Regions from separate parts of the Homo sapiens genome. Here region 2 is linked to region 1. Evidence: read pairs that join two places in POLR2A ChIA-PET (ENCODE). Cell type or tissue: endothelial cell of umbilical vein. All regions are shown on one strand. Links, peaks and the distances in the headings refer to the core of each region. The heading gives the core; the rest is flanking DNA.

Region 1 (2,920 bases), core at 209-2,708:
TATCTACAACTCCTGTTTGCTTTACTGAGGGTGTAGTTTCAAAATTCAGTCACCTTCTTCAGCTTCAGATTCAGATTCTAGAAAAGGGGAAAAAAACAGTCAAACATTATGTATCAGAAGGCAAAAGTTCCCATTTATAACTTTGAAGCTTCTTTAAGACAGAGTCTCCCTCTGTCCCACAGGCCGGAATGCAGCAGCACCCTCTTGGCTCACTGCAACCTCTGCCTCCCGGGTTCAAGTGATCCTCCCACTTCAGTTTCCCAAGTAGCTGGAACTACAGGCGCCCACCACCAAAACTGGCTAATTTTTTATTTTTAGTAGAGACTGGGTTTCCCATGTTGTCCAGGCTGGCCTCATACTCCTGGCCTCAAATGACCTGATCGCCTCAGCCTCCCAAAGTGCTAGGATTACAGGCGTGAGCCACCACACCCAGCCTCCATGTAACTTTGAAGCTGTTAACGAATTTTATTAATAACCTATTTACATGAGGCAGATATTCAAAAGCATTCACTTGGAAATCCCAACATTTGGCTGGGTGCAATCACATCTGCAATCCCTGTACTTTGTGAGGCTGAGGCAGGAAGGTTGTTTGAGCCCAGGAGTTCAAGACCAGCATCGGCAACATAGTGAGACTCTGTCTCTATATTTTTAATTAAAAAAAAAAAGAAAAGAAATCCACAAATTTATAAACATTAAATATTCTCAAAATTTTCCATTTCATGAAGAACATTTACTATTATGGCTGAGCCATAAATATACTATAATAATTAAACTCTAGCTTTCGCCACCTGCCTTATAACAAAAATCTCTACTCCAGGTACAAAATGGCATCAGAAAGAAGGAAGCATGTGTGAAGATATATTATGGCCACATTAAAATTAGCTTTACCAAACAAACCACACAAAGGAAAATCCTTACCTTCTTCAGCATTTTTGAGCCATTCTACAAACTTTTTCATTTGCTCAAGGAAAACACTCTTCCCCTTTGCAACATGTGCATCTTTATACCACTTCAAAATGGGCTCCTCGCTCAGGACTTCAGCTGGAAAGAAAACTCATTGCATTAAGGGAGTTTTAATATACTCTACTCAGCGTTAGAACCACCACCTAATGTGCAAATGCCTGCTTAGCAAACAAACTGCTGAAAAGCTAAAAACATCCATGAGAAATGGAAGATAATAATACATGTGCGCATACCAACTACACTCAACGGGATCAAGACTGGTCTGATTAGTGCAGAATTTCAAAGTGTTATGACCAACTGCAATGGATTTTCTCCCAACAGAGGTCTTGTCTTTACTAGCCACTTTAGACCAGGTTTCTAAAATTGGGATCAGGAGAAAAGGGAACAATATAACTGAAATTGGGGTTGCTATAGAAGCACTCTGAACTGGTCTTGAAGGACTACGGAAAGTCAACACTGGGTGGGGGAGTAAGATGAACAGAAGCAGGATTCACACAGGCTGAAGACTCCAGAGCTATGACTACATAGCTAAGACTACAGACTGTCTGGAAAAGGGACTTGGGGATTTTTTTTTTTTGAAACAGGGTCTCACTTGTTGCCTAGGCTGCTGGAGTGCAGTGGCACAATCATGGTTCACTGCAGCCTTGACCTCCTAGGCTCAAGTGATCCTCCTACCTCAGCCTTCTGAGTTGCTGGGACTACAGGCTTGCGCCACCATTCCCTGCCTAATTTTTTATTTTTTTTGTAGAGATGAGGTCTCCTTATGCAGTCCAGGCCGGTCTTGAACTCTTGGGCTCAAGCGATCCTCCAGCCTCAGGCTCCCAAAGTGTTGGGGTCACAAGTATGAGCCACCACACCTAGCTGAACTTTGGGAATGTATACCTGGTTAAGAGTATAGGAGGCAAGTTTGAGGACGCATAATGATGGCTTTAGATTTCATACTTCAACTTGTGAATAGGGTTTAGATGTTTTAAACAAGTATCAGTGCACTAAAAAGCACCCAATTTAATCAGAGGTGACTCATAACTAGAAGTAAAATATTTCAGGGAGCTGATGTCCAGATAACTCATCATTTGGATAATTTTGTGTTTATAAGGGTTTTTATTAAGTGTTATTTACAAAATTCAAAATCTAAATTACCTTTATAAAAAAGCACCACTATTTTCTGGAAGGCTTTCATGAAATGAATGTTGTCATAGCAATACTCCTGAATCTTCAGTAACAGAGTCAGCTCAGACTGACCTTGAGTAGTAAAGGCAGCAAGTAGAGGGCTGTATTGCTTTTAAAGGAACAGAGAAAAGATTTAGTCATTCATTACAAATAACCATCCATTACAAAACTCCTACAATACAGACAATATAGAACTTAACTCATCTTTTATAATCACTGCAAACTATAACTTATTTACCAGAAATTTAAAAAATAGGCTGGGCACAGTGGCTCACGTCTGTAATCCCAGCACTTTGGGAGGCCGAGGCGGGTGGATCACTTGAGGTCAGGAGTTCGAGACCAGCCTGGCCAATATGGTAAAAGCTCGTCTCTACTAAAAATACAAAAATTAGCCAGGCACTACTTGGGAGGCCGAGGAGGCAGAACTGCTTGAACCCAGGAGATGGAGGCTGCAGTGAGCTGAGATCACATCACTGCACTCCAGCCTGGGTGACAGAGTGAGACTGTCTCAAGAGAAAAAAAAAAAAGCAGAAAATCTAAGTAGCTAAGTAAAATAAACAATACTATACCAAGTAGTCCAAGTAAATGTCAAACAATATTAGTATTTTAGAGGGGGGGAAAAATTCCTATTTTCCAATACCCCCTTCAAAAGCAAACATCTAATTACAAGCTGAAGTTCCTTTTCATCATGTTCTTTTTTTTGAGGCAGGATCTCACCCTGTCACCCAGGCTTTGTCTGACAAAGCCATCATAAGCTCACTGCAGTCTTGATCTCCAGGGCTCAAGA
Region 2 (2,920 bases), core at 266-2,765, 59 kb after region 1:
TCTGGTCTATTGTGAAAAACAGTATTTTCAGAGGGTGTTCTTCTGGCAGTATTTCTTAAAAGTTTTCAAGTGCACCAGTAATTCCACTTCTGTAAATTTATCCTAAAGATAAATAAGGCAAACATATACCTGGGTACATATGTACCAAGATGTTTATTGTAACATCATTTTAATGGCCAAAAATGGTAACAGCCAGAATGTATATTAATAGTGGAGTGGTTAAATAAGTTATGGTACGTGCACATTACATAGTACTATTCAGTCATGAAAAAGAATGAAGCAGACCATTCTACTGACATAGAAAGATGGCCATGGCATACTGTCCTGTAGGAGAAGGAAGGGGCAGAGTAATATGTATGCTATGGTCCCATTCTGGTAAATAACCATACGTGTGCACATATATGTTATATGTCAATGTTTAGGTATGTGTGTATGAATACAAATGGGTGGCCAAAGATAGAAAAAGGGGTAGAACAATAAACATGGAATTGTTAACAATGATTACCCTTGACCAAGAGGGATGGGGGTGGAAAAAGGGGCATTCCCTTTTTTTGATTACTTCGGTGTGGTTTGAATTTTAAGTAGAGTAATTATTTTGGTACAAATGAAAAAAAAGAGATGTTTGCGTAAGTAAGGAAGGAGGAAGATAGGGTGAGGTGAGTTTTTTTAGGTAGCTTTTAATTCACTTTGAATTCTGAGCCAGGGCTAATTCATGTGGTTCTTCTAGTGTGTTTCCTTGGGTCAAAGAAGCTGGGTTTCCCAGTCTGGTTCATCAGCAACTTTGGTTATGGCCTTTGTTGCAACCTTACCTTTTCTGGTGGAAGGCCACATTTGGCTGCCACAGCTGTGATGCAAGATTCTGTTACTAGGGCTCCTTGTGGGAAGCCAAATCCACGAAAGGCCGTATTGGATGGTAAATTTGTCATGCATGCACGGCCCTGGAACCTGAACAGGTTGCGAATTTTATATGCATTTTCCAGCTTTAGTATTAGAAATTCTGTTACCTAAAAAGGGATATTCACATTTATCATCACTTTTTTTTTCTTTTCTCTGAAAGTCAAGTACAGAGTCAAACGGCTTGTAGAATTTAACTACATTAGGAAATAAACTTCATAAAGAGTCATCTAGAAATTTGGCATTCTACTCATGGTCAAGCACGTTGCTGCTTTCTGGTGTACGTACCAGCTCAGAGTCATCCAGCGTGCATCCTCCGTTAATGTAGCACTCAATGTCTAGAGCTTTGATCCGCCCGTTGTTCATGAATCCTACCTGTCACCAAATGATAGTTATTTACTGAGATGTTCAAAATTTGCATGCCAATTGTGAGACATAGCCCAGTTCCCCCACAGGGCAGGACAGAGGCCAGACTCAGCTCCCTGTTTGCTTTATGGTGTACCATGCCTTGCTTGACTGATGGAGACTTCTTCTGAGCTGAATTTTGCTGAGCTCTTTCCTTCCAACATGTGATTTTCTGGCTTCACAGTCAGCATGGGATTCTAAAGACTTTGCTTGTCTCCTGGACTATAATTGCCACCCTCTTCATCCTTATTCTTGGAAGATTCCCCTTCATTTTTTTACTGACTTTCTTTCTAATTTAGTGTGTGGTTTCCTCCCTGGTGAAAAAGTCTCTGGAATTCCAGAATGTGTTGGAATGAATCACAGTGTATCCTGTTATGGGAAAGCCTCTGAAGCTGAGGTCCCTGAATGGATGCATGGGGACTGCTCTCATTTCACTAGGTGGTGAAGATGTTTGTATATGCTTACCTGACCTAACAAACCTGAGCTCGTGCTGTTGTTACTGTTTGGGAAGAGCTTAAGGCAGCTTGCATTCTTTCAGTGTTGCCACTCCCCTCCACCCATCCAGACCATTTTGTCTATACAGTCCACATTAAAAAGAAAAGAAAAATCCCCACTCCCTACTGTAGTTCTACCAAACGAGGATTGATCCAGGTCCCTTTGCCTTTCTGAAAGCAGGGATAAATACAACTGAAGGATCCACACGACTATATATATAACTATAGGGTTAACATTAGACTTTGACTGAAGTTTACCTTTGACTTTCATGAAGAAAGGACTGCTAAGCAAAATAGTACTATAAATAAGGTAGCAGAATCCTTAAACTATTTCATATAAACTTTTCAAAAATTTGGAAGAAACTATTTAAACATAAACACATGTTATCCTAATTTACAAATAGTTCTGAATAACCAAGCAAAACTTTGTTAGCTGTGTCTGAAGGATTATATATGTGTGTGTGTATATATATATATATGTGTGTATATATATATATATATGTATATATGAAGTGAAATTGTTTATATATATTATATTGGAATTGAAATTGTTTCTTAAAAAATAAAATAAAACTTGGACTTTTTTTTTGAGACAGAGTCTTGCTCTCTCGCCCAGGCTATAGTGCAGTGGTACAATCTTGGCTCACTGCAACCTCTGCCTCTTGGGTTCAAGCCATTCTCCTTCCTCAGCCTCCCAAGTATCTGAGACTACAGGTGCATGCCACCACGCCCAGTTATTTTTTTGTATTTTTAATAGAGATGGGGTTTCACTATGTTGGCCAGGCTGGTCTCGAACTCCTGACCTTAGGGGATCCACCCGCCTCAGCTTCCGAAAGTGCTGGGATTACAGGTGTGAGCCACCACACCCAGCCAAAATATAAAATAAAACTTGGATTTTTCAAAAAATCTATTTCCCTCTTTTATACTTTATATTACTATAATTACCAAAATATTAACAGTCTAGAATCTTCTTAACAAGTATTAGTACTAAAAGAATCTCATAACTTTGATAAGAGCACAGCCATCACCACAACAGCAACTGCTCCAATCTTAGCAGTGTGTCTCTACATTGCTCTCGGTCCTAGAAGACAATAATAGCTGTGACTATTAATATCTGTGCATTTGAA

The links. Peaks named below come from ENCODE experiments on the same cell type or tissue, not always from the same donor. Only the 100,000 strongest peaks of a DNase experiment are listed, where the experiment ranks them.
Region 2: POLR2A ChIA-PET joins it to region 1 with 5 read pairs; 14 of 35 experiments call an interaction of 5 or more read pairs at or near these places.

Annotation. Positions count from the first base shown.
Region 1 is chr2:200,819,304-200,822,223 of GRCh38, reverse strand. It overlaps BZW1 (basic leucine zipper and W2 domains 1), which reads right to left. Exons shown (of 12, transcript NM_001207067.2): 10 at 2,104-2,242; 11 at 919-1,041; 12 at 1-77. The coding sequence ends at 46. Among named protein-coding and RNA genes, the nearest start is that of BZW1-AS1, 8.6 kb to the right of the region's middle. In endothelial cell of umbilical vein, for the core only: no CTCF peak of the experiment used is centred there; no DNase peak of the experiment used is centred there.
Region 2 is chr2:200,760,244-200,763,163 of GRCh38, reverse strand. It overlaps the pseudogene AOX3P-AOX2P and the pseudogene AOX2P. Among named protein-coding and RNA genes, the nearest start is that of LINC01792, 27 kb to the right of the region's middle. In endothelial cell of umbilical vein, for the core only: no CTCF peak of the experiment used is centred there; a DNase peak (open chromatin) is centred at 1,653; H3K27ac peaks cover 835 bases.